3 separate regions of the Mus musculus genome follow, and regions 2 and 3 are each linked to region 1. Evidence: chromatin loops called from intact Hi-C (ENCODE). Cell type or tissue: gastrocnemius. All regions are shown on one strand.

Region 1 (5,000 bases):
GCTGGGATCAAAGATGTGTGCCACCACTGCCAGGCTCAACAAGTGCTCTTAACTGGTGAGCCATCTTTCCAGCCCTGAACTTTGCATTTCTAATACTTCTTATTCTTTTTTGTTCTCAATAATCAAAAATGGCAACAGAAAAAGAACTTAAAAACAGAATAAAAACAAGCCAGGAACGTAACACAGGAATTTCTGGCAGAAAGATGTCTGTGAGACTCCTGAATGACTCCGTCCTGTGGTTCATTCAGGCTTCTTCAAATGATTTCATGCCAAGGTTTTTAAGTTACCTTCTCGTGAGCTTTCCTTTGTTCTGGGTCAAAGGGGTGGAGGACTTGAAGCCTGCAGATCTCACACATGTCCCCATGCAGGTAGACACAGGCATCTCCAAAGCGACACTCCCCAGCGGCAGCATAGGGGCACAACTGCGGCTCATTGCTGTAGGAGCTGCTGGCCTCCAAGTCATCCAGGCCAGTCCTGATGGCATCTAGGTAGGAATGGGGCTTCATCTCTGGGCTGGTCTGAGGGTCACTGCAGCCACCTGGATTATTCACTTTGCTTGGAGGAGTCTTATCTTCAGCCAGACCAGTGAGATCTCAACACAAAACACACACATACAAGTGAGATCTCAACACAAAATACACACACACACACACACACACACACACACACACACACACACACACACACACACACACACATGCTCAACCTGTCCTATCAACTAATAGCCCACACTAGGAATAGCTAGTGAAAAGCAGGCCCAAGAGCAACAACAGTACAGAGGCTAGAGGGTGGCCCAGGCAGTAGAACATTCGTGAACAGCAAAAGAAAATGTAGTCTTTTTATACAGAATACCAGATGGCAACATACAGACCACTTAATGCTAAAACCACCTCAAAACATGAAGGAACCAACAAGATGAACAGAACACAGGGGCTCCTTTGTAAATGCAAAAATCCTGAGACCTGAAGTCAGTGGGATTTTGCCCTGTCACACACGGCTGACATTGTCAGAGATGACCCACTGCATCAAGCTGATGATGTGTTTGCTAGGAGTAGAATGTGCCTATTCCGAGGGGAATAACCCCAAGAACTAGGAAACTTCCCAGCGAGGCCCAGCAGCTCAAAAGCCTTTTCCATTTGATGCCTTTTTTTCTCTCAAACCTGTTATGGGCCCAGACCTCATCCTTGTGCTATGTCTGAAGATGCTCTTGAAACCCCCAAAGTAGTCACTACCAGGACACAGCACCAAACAAGAAAGTGACACATGCCCACCATTAAAACACCCAGCTAGAAGTGAATAGTCGGTGACTCCTATGAAGAGGCAACTTCATGGGACAAAAGACTCCTCTGATGCTTTGCTGGGCTCAAAGTGGAGCTCAGCCAAGCTGTGGAGAGCCACCTCTGAAGCTCTGCAGCCTGTTTTCAGATCAACTCTAGACTCCTGGAGTGTCAGGAGTGTCGTGAGAAGGAGGCCTGAGAGCCCGAGAGCAGCACACCCAGAGGCAGCAAAAGCTGCACTTCACTCACTGCGGTCTCTGAGCACCAGCGTCTTCTTCTCCCGTTTTCCAGGTTCATTCGAATGTGTCCTCATAACAGATGTGGCAATGTCAGGAGAAGGGTGAGGACTATGCAGGCCTGAGGAGGGCGAAGGGTTGGGTGCAGGACCCACAGCTCCACCTGCTGCAGCTGGGGGCTTTGTATGATCATATCTGAACAAAACATAACAATGTGTCATGGCCATGCAGGCCCTAACACCTGCACCCTCCCCTCCCCTGCACCCCCAGCCACCAACAGCTGAACTCACTGAGGACCTGTTTCTGTACTCTCAACTGAAAGAGGCTATTGGGGCCATGTGTCCTGTTACCTATACCCACACCTGTATCCCAGTAGGACTGACAGAGACCCATCTACTGCCAAGGAAAGCCCTTGACACCCGTGCTACCATGACAGGCCCTTTGGTAGGAATCCTCAGGACACACTGATTGGGGGGGGGGGGGTGCATGAACAGGTGACCCACTCAAACTCTATCACTCTGCCAGACAGTGAGGACCAGATGGGCTCTGCTCACCAAAACATGGAGTACCTCACACTGTTCTAGCCTGGAGCAACAGAGCTCTGTGTGCATGAATGGCATAGCATCCACGCCAGAAGTCACCTGAGCATGAACCAGAAATGGCTTTCAAACCAATGGCATATCACCGTGTGACACACAAAACCAGTGAGGGTATTGTCTTGTAGCAGTGGGAAAGTCTAGGGTGTTCTATACAGGGTTTAAAGGTCAGACACAAATTATTAATATTCTAAATACAATTTTAAGTTAAAATCTCCCCATATTAAGGCCCATGATCAGGTAGGCATATGGCATACAGCTGTATTTCCACCATTGGAGATGGGGGCAGGAGACCAGAATTTAAAGCCAGCCTTGGCTACATATAAAGTTTGAAGTCAGCCTAGGCGGCATAAAACCCTGTCAACAAAAACCAAACAGCTCCAGTAACCACAGTCGTGGCAGCCTTGCCTGCAGCGTGCACCATAGGCGCAGTAGCCCTTCTGGTAGTATTTGCAGATGGTGGACGGCTTGCTGTTCGCCAAGTCATGTGAGAACAGGCACTGGCTGCCTTCGCGACATACGCCATGCATAAAATACCTGAGAAGCCAAGTACAGGAGAGATGAGTTATGCCTTGGAGGACTCACGAGCACTACACACCAAGCGCCCACAGTGCACTCATTTTCCATGATTTTGTAAGACCTAAGATCAGCTTTGTAGAAAAATTACCTCAAAAGTTTCTATCTTGAGGGGTTAAGAGCACTTGCTGCTTTTGCAAAGGACCCAGACTCTATTTCCAGCCTCTATACCACAGCTAACCACCATCTTCAACTCCAGGCTCAGGGGGATCTGATGCCCTCTTCTGGCCTCTTTAATCACTGCGTGCATGTGGTGCAAAGACATACATGCAAGACATACATACATTCATACACATAAAATGCTTTTCAAACCCTTCTATGGAGAAGCTCTTGCTTTATGTTGAATATGTAAGATATCAGTTTTATAACTGGAAAAACATGTCAGGAAAGAAAACCCGCCTCCCCATTCTCCTGGAGTTGTTAAAAAAAAATGACTGAGAAAGTCCCAGGCTCAGCCAAGTCCCCAAAGCCCTCTTCCTTTTCCTTGCCGTTTCACCTGTCCATGAAGACAACACATACTGCCTCACAATGCTGCTGTACTGATCCCCAAAGAAGACAGTGGCATTGGAAGTCACGAGTGATGCTGGGCATGGTGGCATTTACCTGAAATCCTAGCACTCTTAGGAGACTGGGGATTTAGCTCTATCGGTAGGGTGCTTGCCTAGCATGTGCTAAGCCATGAGTCCTACTCCTAGCACAGAATAAAGCAGATGTGGCAATGCATGCCTATAATTCAAGCACTAGGAGGTAAGAGCCAGAAGGATCAGAAATTCAAGGTCATCCTTAGATGCATAACAAATCTGAAGCTAGCCTGCACATGACACCTAGACTTAAAAAACAAATAAACAAACAAAAAACCAAGGCCAGCCAGGGATACACAGTGAGCCTTTGTCTCAAAAAACAAAACAAAGGAAAAAAAAAAAAGAAAAAGAAAAGGAAAAAGTGCACAAACCTCATGAAATGTATGTACATATGGGATATTATTCAGCCTTAAAAAGGAAAACATTTCCAACTCATGACATGAATGAGCCTTAAGGACATTGTGCCAACAGATTCATGTAAGGTACTTTGAATAGTTAAATTCACAGAAGCAGAAAGCAGAGCGACTGTTGGCAGTTAAGGGGGAAGACTGTGGGGTTCAGCATATTTGTCTAACATGTAGAGCTCCAGGGATTGCTTATATGACTAAATTATCACATTATCCAGTATCCTCCTGGGTTTCTACTCTTATGATGAACACCAGGACCAGAGCACTGTGAGTTAGAAAGGGTCTATTTCAGCTTTCAATTCCCAGGTCGCAGTCCATTACTGAGGGAACGCAAGGCAGAGATGCTGCTGACTGGTTTGCTCAGCCCAGTGAGCTGGATTCTCCCTCCCACACCAATTACTAGTCAAGAAAAAGCAATAACAGGCTTGCCTTCAGGTTAAGCTGGTGGAAGCATTCTCAACACTTCTCTTCCCATACAACTCTTCGCTTGTATTGACAACAAACTAACTAGTACACACAACATTCTTTTTTTTTTTTTAAAGCCATATACAGGATCTCATTTTGGTTAAAAATATCATAAACATAAACTAGTGAGCTAAGAGTGGTGATCCACCCAAGTATTTAATTGTCTAGGATAAGGGGCAATGGGAGAGGGAGAAGAGGGTGGAAGTAGACAGGGCTAAGCTCAATAAATATGCAAAGGGCAAAAGCTCTCAAAGCTGTTGATGCTGACCACAGGCTGCCGGAACCCAGGCATTTGACATTTTTCTTTTTACAGTACCTGCCCTTCCCAGTGTTTCTACTGTGAACATATTATATAACTGCCTTTGTAGTAACAGAAGGCTGACATCACTTTTAAATGAGTGGGTGCAGTGTGAACTGCTCCGCTCAGCACAGCTTTATTCAGGCTCCCCTGAGTGCAGCTCTTACTAAGGCCTATAAAGGACAGGACAAGTGGCGTTAGTCACACTGATGAAATCTTCCGAGTGAAGGCTGAAGGGTGGGGAAGCAGAGAGACAGGAGACACAGACACAGCTGAGGGAGGGCAGAGTTCTCAAGCTCATGTTAAGTGGAGATTGGAAGGTAGCTCTGTGTGGGGTGAGGCAGGGGCAGGCCTGCTGGGAGCCTTGACTGGAATCACACTACCAGAGCTCACCAGGTCACCTGGTCAGCAGCTGTAACACTGCTGGCTCAAAATGAGGTGCCCGGGAAGCTGAAAGGCACACGCTTAGGCTGGGATTTCTGGAGACTGCAGAACATTCCCTACTGTGGTACAGTCAGCCTGCAGGCACACACTGCAGGGACACACTGCAGGGACACGCTGCAG
Region 2 (5,000 bases), 180 kb before region 1:
CTAGGTCACTTCTGGGTGTTTCCTTGATTCCTTGTCTGAAATACGAGTATGATTCCCCCTAGGTCTTAGGGTCACTATGAGGAATATGAGGGAAGAGCTTAGAATACCAGTGGATAATCAGGAAGTGACAATTAAGAGTTGTCCCTTGGGACTTGTGGGAGCCTGGATGACAATATCTGAGAGTAGTCACATATACCCTACACACCCCACTCCCAGCCTTAAGTCACCACTAAATATTTATAACACCTGATACAGCACACACATCCCAACACCAGCTGTCACCTCACTGTCTATGTGAGGAATACAGACTAACTTCTTTCCCAGGTATTTTTGGTGTGGGCTGTTTAACAGGGCAGCAGGAGGATGACTGCACTGCCTTCCCTACAGCTAGAGAAGAGCAGCATCCAGCCAGGCAGGCCATGTAGCCCCTGCTTTGGCTGCTGTGCCCTGCTCTCCCTCAAACAGGCTGTCCACCTACCTTGCTCACTGAATTCACTGTCCTCGGTCTCCATCTGCTCTTCGTCATCACTGTCATGGTCATAGTTGGGGTCATGCTTCATGTACTGCAGGCAGAGGCTGGTCACATTGGGTACGTGAGGGTCCATCTCCTTGGGGCACCTGAGGGACAAGGAGGGGAGGCCTCACTGGAACTCAGCGTGGAAGAGCAGGGGTGGGGCCCCAAAACAAGTCAAGAGCTGTCACCCCATCCCCGCTAACTTCCCGTGGAGCTCCCCTGCCTTTTGTCTGGCGCAACTGCCACACTTACTTTCTTAGGAAGGCCTCAAAGGCCTGGAGGCAGGACTCTCTTAGCTCATCGTCATCCAGGTTGCAGAACTCCTCCACCATGGGCACCAGGCGGTCCAGGTGGGCCCCTGCAGAGCCAAAGAGTCACTGAAGCAGCCAGCCTTCCTCAGTCACCAGCTTCGCCTCAGCCCAGCCTTGCCTTTGCAGGGCAGGTTCAACTTAGAAGCTGGCTGGGGTGTAGCCTGGTTGCTATGTTATGGGGCTGTGGGCCACTTGCAAAGACGTCCTGACTCAGTCTACTGATGGTGATGGCATGGGAACCAATGAACAATGCAGGTAGAGCTAAGCTCTGGGCCCTGCAGGTTGGGCAAATGTGGTTGAGGCATAGTCAGGAATGTGCCTTATTCCTACACTAGGGTGTGAGCTGCAGATGTGAGAACAAGAGGGTCCTATGCCTGGTCCCCACCCACTACCTTGTAGTGACTGCCAGCCATACAATTATTTTCATTGCTACTTCATAACTGTAATCTTGCTAGATATGAATCATAATGTAAATATTTGTTTTCCAATGATCTTAGGTGACACCTATGAAAGAGTCATTTGATCCCCAAAGGGGTCTCAACCCCTTTAGCGCACACACACACACACACACACAAACACACACACACACACACGTTGCCTGCAGAGACCAAAAGAGGGTGTCAGATCTGTTGGAACTGAAATTACAGGCATTTGTTGGCAGCCTGATACTGGTGTTAGAATCTGAACTCTGGTCCTCATGTGCAGCAAATGCACTTAACCACTGACCCATCTCTCCAGCCCTAGACAGTCCTTTATAAACTTTTTTGGATCCTTGGGAACTCAGTTTCCTGCCCAACCAAACATGAACCCTAGAGGGTAGCCAGGAGTAGCTGCTAAAGACCACTGGCTCACCAGGATTTAGGAGGGCTGATTTATGCTACCTCCACGCACACTGTCTTGTTCTAATTTGCAACACCTAAGGTGTCTGTGGCTAACAGTTTACCTGATGAAGCCTGCGGTGGTGATCTGAGGAGAGGCAGAGATGGAAATGGGAATGGTGGGAATGCTGAGTGGGTTTCTTTTTCTTTCTTTTAAATTTTATGTCCATTGGTATTTTGCCTGCCTGTATGTCTGTGTGAGGGTGTCAGGTCCCCTGGAACTGAAATTACAGACAGCTGTGAGCTGCCATGTAGTTGCTGGAAATTGAACTTGGGTCCTCTGGAAGAACAGGCGATGTTCCCAACCACTGAGCCATCTCTCCAGCCTAATGATGAGTGTTTTGACTATGATGTGAGCTCACAACTGTATGCTGGTGTGTACTTTAAATAGTATGGCTTCTGTAGACCTATTATTTTCAATAAAAGATGAAAGATTCCAAACCTGGCTCCCAGGTTAAGGTGTGCCTGTCAAAGTAGAAGGCTGGAACACATTCTGAATAAGGGTTTCATATCATGACTTGCAAGGACTATCCCTAAGCCTCTAGGCCACAGAAGTCAGTCCCAGGAGACCACCCAAGAGGCAGAAGACTCAGAAAAGGAAAGCCAGTTTATGCTCCTGCTAGGAGCATATCCCCTACCTCCACCCATCAACGCTTTGGCCCTGCCCTCTCACCCAGGCGATGGCCTGCCTGACGGCCCACGCTGCCCAAGCACTGGATCAGGGTTCGAATGGCTGCAGGGCTGGCGGGTGCCCGTGGCCCAGGCAGCCGGTCCACCAGGTGGTCAGCAAGCTCCACGAAGAGGTCAGTGCTGCAGGCGGCTGCCAGATGACCAAGTGCGACAACAGTGCGCTTGCGCACAGCCAGGCGTGGGCTGCTCAGCTGGGGCAATAGGCAGTGCAGCAGGCTTGCATGGAAGGTGCCCAACGGGGCACCTAGCCTGGGGACAGGATGGGAGGGAATGTCAGGCCAGGCATTGCATTCAGGCAGTCAGGATCTGCATCCCCATCCTCTCTGTACCTCTTACCAATGATATTCAAAGACCCTTGGAAAGTGAAAAGGTACCTCTCCAACTGTGGGGGGTGACTCAACTGCTTATTATAGGGCAGCCAGTGGCACGAGACTGCCTTCTGAAGGCTCTGAAGTCAATAGTCTAAGTCCATGACCTGAGCCCAGGTGTCCATCCTCTCAGCTCAGGGAGGAGTGCAGTGGGCATGTGGGCTCCAGGGAGGATGCTCCGAACTCTTGGGAGCCTGAGGTTTGCCTCTATGCCCATCCCTGCAAGTCTATCCTCCTTACTGAGACTCGAGGGGAATAAAACCCAATAAACTTGATCACTAGGCTTAATCCTGCCATGGCTCCCCAGTGTCCTCTGGATAAACTGAGCTCTGAACGCAAGACAAGCGCCAGCCCTCATATAGTCTTCCCATGGGTGGAACCAGCTCTCGGTGGCCTCAGCTCCTCTCCCACAGTCAAATAGCTCTCAGTGACTCTGACCCCAGTGTCCTAAGGCTGTTCTCTTCCTGCTCTGCTGCCCTCCACGACCTCACTCTCCTGTGTCTGGCCCAGGTCACTCTGCTGCAGCCTTTACCTACTAATTCATCTGCCGTGTCACAGGTTCTATGCTAGAAGTCGGGCCATAAGGACAGACTCTGGCCCTTGAAGCCCGTGATTGAGGAGTGCCTTCCAAGCTCCACAAACTCAACACATAATCTCCTACTGCACCCTTCTGCTCCCGGAGCACCCCACCCCAATTCTCTCATCTCCTGGTTCCGGTCATCCTCTAGTCTCACCACCCCATCCTGCGGAGTCCACCTCTTCAGACAGCTCATGGAAGCCAAGCCAGGCTTAGGGGCACAGGCCTATAATCTCACCTGCTAGGAGGGCTAAGGTGGAAGGATTGCAGGTTTAAGGCCAATCTGGGTTACAGAGTGAGTTCAAGGCCTGCCTGAGCAACTCTGAGAGATGGAGTCTCAAAAATAAAATAGGACAAGGGCTAGAGACATAGATCAGTGGTAGAGTTCCTCCCCAGTATGAATAAAACCTAGGATTGTACAATCCTACCGCAAATGTAAAAACAAAGACACTCCTATCCAGCCCTGCTTGTCCAGACTACAGAAGGAAAGAGCAAAGGAAGACAGGGCTGTGTCCTGGGCCCTGCCCAGCCCTCCAGCCTCACTGCTGCACACCAGCTCCCACAATCAGCTCACCATGCACAAGCCTCGGCTCAAGTCTGTTAGGACCCAGAGCAGAGACTGCTTAGGTCACGATCACATGCTGCTGACACTGTATTAGGTCCCAGACTAACCCCTGAATGTTGCATACATATTCATCAATGGGCCCCTCTTCCCCTGAAGGTCACTCCTTCCTCCAAATACAAGAATCCTCCCCCCACCCCTGCCATCCTGGATCAGAGATGGCCTGATTACAAACACCAATTAAGGACAGCTGTCACCCACATGCCTCTCAACTCTGAAACCTTTAAGGGACCTCACTCTGCCATATAGGCCTAAACTCTGCTTAGAGCTCACCATGTTGGGTCCCCCCCACTCCCAAGATAGGGTCTCTTTGTGTAACAGCCCTGTCTGTCCTAGAACTTTCTTTGTTGAACAGGCTGGCCTTGAACTCATAGAGATCTGCCTGCCTCTGCCTCCGGAGTACTGGGACTAAAGATGTGCACCACCACACCTGGCCCTTTTAATCTTTTAATCAAAAAGGCAATCTGCATCAGTGTCCCCTTGACCCCCAAACCTGAACCCTTTCACAATCCTCTCCTGCCTCTGCCCTCTGTGATGACCTAGATCTGATGGGCCCATGAAGACTCAGCTCCAGTAAGATTCCCCTGCCTGGCAGCGGGGCTGGGCCTTTTCAGCTTGGGACCTATACCTGACCTAATCACTCTACTATAGTTGGCCAACCTGCCTGTGAATTCCTCCCCGGGAACAATGCAGTTGCACCAATATGCTAGCACCTAACCTTTCCTGCCCCTAGAACAAATGCACAAGTCACCGGAAACTTACTGACTGTGTGACCTTGGAGCTAATGACCTCCCAGAGCCAGTTCCATAGTATGACACTGCTTTCTTTGCAAGGCTGCTGGGTGACTAAGCACAGGACCTGGCATGCAGGCCACTCATCTCAATCTTGCCTGTCCCCATCTTTCTTGCCTAAAGTGGACTTGCTCACCTGCTCAGCATGTCAGAGAGGATGTCCAGGGCTTCCAGCTGCACAGCCACATCCTCCTGCTGGGCGATGGCACTGGTGAGTTGGCCTGTGATCTTTCGACACACATTGATAGC
Region 3 (5,000 bases), 160 kb before region 1:
GGGGGCTCCCACAGGGGTCCGCAGGGGGGGGGCAGGGGAGCAGAGGGGCGGCCGGGACAGGCTGAGACCCCTGAAAACGAGTCCCGAGCCCCCACAGGGCGCACCTGAAGTCTTTGTCGCTGGACGTCATCTTCTCCAGCAGGCTGGAGATGTAGAAGGCACCGGTACTCATGCTGGCTGCGCCGCGGGGTTGCGGGTCGAATCGAATATGGCGGCGCGGCCTCCCCTCCCCTCCACCACGCCCCCTCCCCCACCGGCCACGCCCCTTCTCTCTCTCTCTCTCTCTCTCTCTCTCTCTCTCTCTCTCTCTCTCTCTCTCTCTCTCTCTCTCTCTCTCTCTCTCTCTCTCTCTCTCTCTCTCTCTCTCTCTCTCTCTCTCTCTCTCTCTCTCTCTCTCTCTCTCTCTCTCTCTCTCTCTCTCTCTCTCTCTCTCTCTCCCCTCCTGTCCCGAGCAGGACTGAAGTAACGGGCCTGGCCCCCTCTCCTGGACAGCTCTGCTCAGCATGGGCACCAGCAGCTCACCACCCGGCCCTGACCACGCCTTCTCCCGATTGTGCCTTGAAGACCCCTTGACTTTGCTCTCTCAATGGCACTCATGCAAACAGGGACATGGGATGGCAATTCCAGATTCTACCAGGTTCCACACAGCCAAAGAACCTGAGATGAATTAAGGACGGACTTCAGGTTCCCAAAGCCGAGAGCAATAGCTGTTCCCTAAAGTTGATCACAGTTTTCCCCAGTTAGGAGGTGTGTGTGTGTGTGTGTGTGTGTGTGTGCGCGCGCGCGCGCGTAGATCTTTAGGGGGACTCTTTAAACTGGAAAGGAAGTGTCGCTTCAAATCTCTGCTACCTAGCTTGGGGAGTCACACAACCTCTGCTGGCTATTTTTAGTTACTCAAAGGAATAAAAGAAACCTTTATCTTTCTTGCTTTGTTTTGTTTTTTCTTTTTTGTTTTTGTTTTTGTTTTTTGAGACAAGGTTTCTCTGTATAGTAATTGCTGCCCTGAAACTCACTTTGTAGACCAGGCTAGCCTCAAACTCAGAGACCTGCCTGCCTCTTTCTCCCAGGTATTGAGATTAAAGGCATGCACCAAGACCCTGGTTAAGAAAGTTTTATCTTAAATGTATTAAAATTTCTGTTTTGGTTCTTCTCTACCACAGAGCCACACCCTCAGGTTGGTAAAAGGAAATCTAGGGGGCTGGGGTGTCTCATACCTGCAATTCCAGAACTTGGCAGGTGAAGGCAGGAAGGCAGGAGGATCAAAATTTCAACCTTGGCTACATAGATCCTGTCTTTAGAAAAAAAGATAAAGAAAGGAAGGATTTAAATGAGACATCTGCTACATCTTTGATTTCCGACTCCTAATCCAACTTCTCTTCCTCTAGATGACTGAACAGTGGCTACAAAGTCCCAAGCCTTGGAGGCTAGGGACCTCTACATTTCTCCTAGTCTTCTTGCTCCTGTCTCGCTCACACCTATGTGGCCATCCCAGAAGAAAGTCATTGTTTCATGAATGAGAAGGGGAGACAGCCCTTCAGGGGACTGTGAATACTCCCAGGGAGAAATATAGCAATCACTTGGCACCTTAGGCAGTTATTTAGTAAATGACAGTGGAGACAAAATTGGAATTTTTTACATTTTATCATTATTATTTATTTGTATTTTGTATCTAGGAGTTTCTTGCTCACATACACATATGTATATGTGTGTGTATATATATATATATATATATATATATATATATATATATATATGTGTGTGTGTGTGTGTATGTATGTATGCGTATGTATATATGTATATATATGTGTGTATATATGTATGTGTGTATATGTATATGTATATATATGTGTGTGTATATATATATGTGTGTGTATATATATATATGTGTGTGTATATATATATATATATATATATATATATATATTGCAGTACCCATGAAGGACAGAAGAGGGCAATAGACTCCAAGAAACTGTAGTTACCCACTGTTGTGAGCTGTCACATGCATACTGGGACCCCAGGACCTGTGCAAGAGCAATAAATGGTTTTAACTACTGAGCCATCTCTCCAGCCCCCTTTTTCATTTTTTATAACAATAGACTGATTTGGGTAAAGGTTGCTATTTCACTCCTCTGGTAAACCCTGTTTACAGTTCAGAGTTTCAGATCTTACTCCTTGAGCACTTAGTGGGACTCTGGAAGCCTGCATGTGTTGAATGAAAGCATGCGTTTTCTAACTGTAGAGTGCATCATCTTACATTGGATTTGTATTCCAATCAAACTTTTTAAAGTAATTTAAAGGTTTGTCTTATTTTATGTATATGAATGTTTAGCTTGCATGTATGTCTGTGTACCATGTGAATGCAGTACCCGAAGAGGCCAGAGGAGGGCGTCAGATCCCCTGGAACTAGAGTTATAGACGGTTGTGAACCACCATGTGGGTGCTGAGAATTGAACCCAGGTCCTCTGCAAGAGTAACAAGTGCTCAGGGCTGGCGAGATGGCTCAGTGGGTAAGAGCACTGACTGTTCTTCTGAAGGTCCTGAGTTCAAATTCCAGTAACCACATGGTGGCTCACAACCACCCGTAATGAGATTTGATGCCCTCTTCTGGTGTGTTTGAAGTCAGCTACAGTGTACTTATGTAAAATAATAAATAAATCTCTGGGCCTGAGCAAGCAGGGTTGACCGGTGTGAGCAGAGGTCCTAAAATTCAATTCCCAACAACCACATAGAAGGCTCACAACCATCTGTACAGCTACAGTGTACTCTCATACATAAAATAAATTAATAAATAAATCTTTTTTTAAAAGAAGAATAACAAGTGCTCTAAACCACTGAGCCATCCTTCTACCCATAATTAATTAACTAGTTAATTTTGGTTTCTCAAGACAGGGTGGGCTGGAGAGATGGCTCAGCGGTTAAGAGCACTGACTGCCCTTCTGAAGGTCCTGAGTTCAAATCCCAGCAACCACATGGTGGCTCACAACCATCTGTAATGAGATCTGAGATCTGATGCCCTCTTATGGGGGTGTCTGAAGACATCTACTGTGTACTTACATATAATAAATAAATGAATCTTATAAAAAAACCAAAAGACAGAGTTTCTCTGTGTAGCCTTGGCTGTCCTGTACTCACTCTGTAGGCTAGGCTGGAGTCAAACTCAGAGATCTGCCTGCCTCTACCCCTGCCCCTGCCCCTGCCCCTGGCCCTGCCTCTGCTTCTTGAGTGCTGGGCTTAAAGGTGTGCAACACCACCGCCCAACAGTAAAATCTATTCATTTTATGTGTTACAAAATTTAAATTTCCATCATCATTCTTCCTTCGAGACTGTTTTTAATGGAACTTCTGGGTGTTCAATAGCCATGCTTAAAGATTGAAATCAATAGTATAAAGAGACAAAAAGGACAGCCAGTATTCTGCCCCTGCCCTCCAAAGTCTGTTAGGTCTCAAGACAAGAGAAGAGTTTGACACCTCAAAAAGGGTTCTAAATAAAACACCACTAAGTGTGCTGCTGTGAATAAGAAATGTCTCCCATGGCCTGAGGCATTAACACACTTGGTCCTCAGTTAGTAACCCGCTTGGGGAAGCTTAGGAGGTGCAGTCTTGATGGAGACAGTATGTCGGGAGGGGTGGACTTTGACAGAGCACAGTTTCTCTGAAAGATGTGACAGCTGAACTTCCTGCTCTTCTTGCCAGACCTGCTGTCACTTTCCAGCCAGGATGGACTCTTGTCCCTCTGGGACCGTAAAGCCAAACAAACCCTCACTTCTATTAGTTGCCTAGGTCATGGTGTTTTAACACAGCAACAGAGGCCTAGTTAAGATCGAGGTCACAGGGCTAAACCTACAGCTGGAGACTCTGGGGATCAAACTGTATCCAATAGCAGGTGACTGACTTTGACCTGTGGGAAAGTCAGAAACTCATCCTCCTGGAACTATTTTCCATTCTTTGTTGCCTATGTGGCGACACCATGATGAGTGCTGTAGAATTTGATGGTGACTAGGTGTGCTTCTACCCCTGATGTCTCAACCCTGAAGATTCCAAACTTCCTACTGGTAAAAGGCACATGCGGAGCCTAGAGTTTTGAGGCACAAGAAGGAGCTATTGAAAGAGGTCTGCTAGCCCAAGGACTGGGGGGAGGGGGGGTCCTCTGGAATCTGAACACAGTCCTCAGCCTGCTTCTAGCCCGGGCTGCACCTGAAGAAACTTGCTAGCCATTGAGGAATGTGTTCCAGAATGGTTACAGTCCATCATGCCAGCAGGAGCCTATCAGCCAGGAAGCAAAGAGACCACATTTCATATGCACAGGAAGCAGAGAGCCCTCCTCCTTCTCAATAACCAAGGTTCTATGGTGTATTCAAAGATGCTTTGGGCCGCCGCTCTCCAACGCCAGCGCCGCTTCTGGCTTGCCGAGCTCCAGCCAAAGGAGAAGGGGGGTAAGTAAGGAGGTGTCCATACCGTGGCTCGCACAAAGCAGACTGCTCGCAAATCCACCGGTGGTAAAGCACCCAGGAAACAACTGGCTACAAAAGCCGCTCGCAAGAGTGCGCCCTCTACTGGAGGGGTGAAGAAACCTCATCGTTACAGGCCTGGTACTGTGGTACTCCGTGAAATCAGATGCTATCAGAAGTCCCCTGAACTTCTGATCCGCAAGCTCCCCTTTCAGCGTCTGGTTCGAGAAATCGCTCAGGACTTCAAAACAGATCTGTGCTTCCAGAGTGCAGCTATTGGTGCTTTGCAGGAAGCAAGTCAGGCTTATCTGGTTGGCCTTTTTGAAGATACCAATCTGTGTGCTATCCATGCCAAAAGTGTAACAATTATGCCAAAAGATATCCAGCTAGCACTCCGCATACTCAGAGAACGTGCATAAGAGTCCACTATGAGGGGAAACATTTCATTGTCAAAAAAAAAATGGTTTTCCTCTTCTTCCTGTTATCAGTAGTTCTGAATGTTAGATATTTTTTCCATGGGGTCAAAGGTACCTAAGTATATGATTGCGAGTGG

What was found. Hi-C counts contacts between places; a loop is a spot of excess contacts. Peaks named below come from ENCODE experiments on the same cell type or tissue, not always from the same donor. Only the 100,000 strongest peaks of a DNase experiment are listed, where the experiment ranks them.
Region 2: a loop joins it to region 1, with 1.9 times the contacts of the local background. A loop is called at or near these places in 9 of 42 quality-filtered maps.
Region 3: a loop joins it to region 1, with 2.0 times the contacts of the local background. A loop is called at or near these places in 7 of 42 quality-filtered maps.

The regions. Positions count from the first base shown.
Region 1 is chr6:115,607,227-115,612,226 of GRCm38, reverse strand. Mkrn2 (makorin, ring finger protein, 2) reads right to left here. Exons shown (of 8, transcript NM_023290.3): 2 at 2,518-2,646; 3 at 1,527-1,708; 4 at 288-592. Among named protein-coding and RNA genes, the nearest start is that of Mkrn2, 7.8 kb to the right of the region's middle. In gastrocnemius, a CTCF peak has its summit at 2,923 (motif pointing left); a DNase peak (open chromatin) is centred at 2,906; H3K27ac peaks cover 715 bases.
Region 2 is chr6:115,782,748-115,787,747 of GRCm38, reverse strand. It overlaps Cand2 (cullin-associated and neddylation-dissociated 2 (putative)), which reads right to left. Exons shown (of 15, transcript NM_025958.2): 4 at 4,888-5,000; 5 at 2,377-2,642; 6 at 767-872; 7 at 479-618. Among named protein-coding and RNA genes, the nearest start is that of Mir7660, 9.6 kb to the right of the region's middle. In gastrocnemius, no CTCF peak of the experiment used is centred here; no DNase peak of the experiment used is centred here; H3K27ac peaks cover 1,242 bases.
Region 3 is chr6:115,769,783-115,774,782 of GRCm38, reverse strand. It overlaps Gm44180, which reads left to right and starts at 3,967. Exons shown (of 2, transcript XM_030255690.1): 1 at 3,967-3,991; 2 at 4,442-4,869. The coding sequence starts at 3,967. The coding sequence ends at 4,866. Cand2 (cullin-associated and neddylation-dissociated 2 (putative)) reads right to left here and starts at 226. Exons shown (of 15, transcript NM_025958.2): 1 at 105-226. The coding sequence starts at 172. In gastrocnemius, CTCF peaks have their summits at 1,960 (motif pointing right), 4,361 and 4,561 (motif pointing left); DNase peaks (open chromatin) are centred at 136 and 509; H3K4me3 peaks cover 1,007 bases; H3K27ac peaks cover 1,189 bases.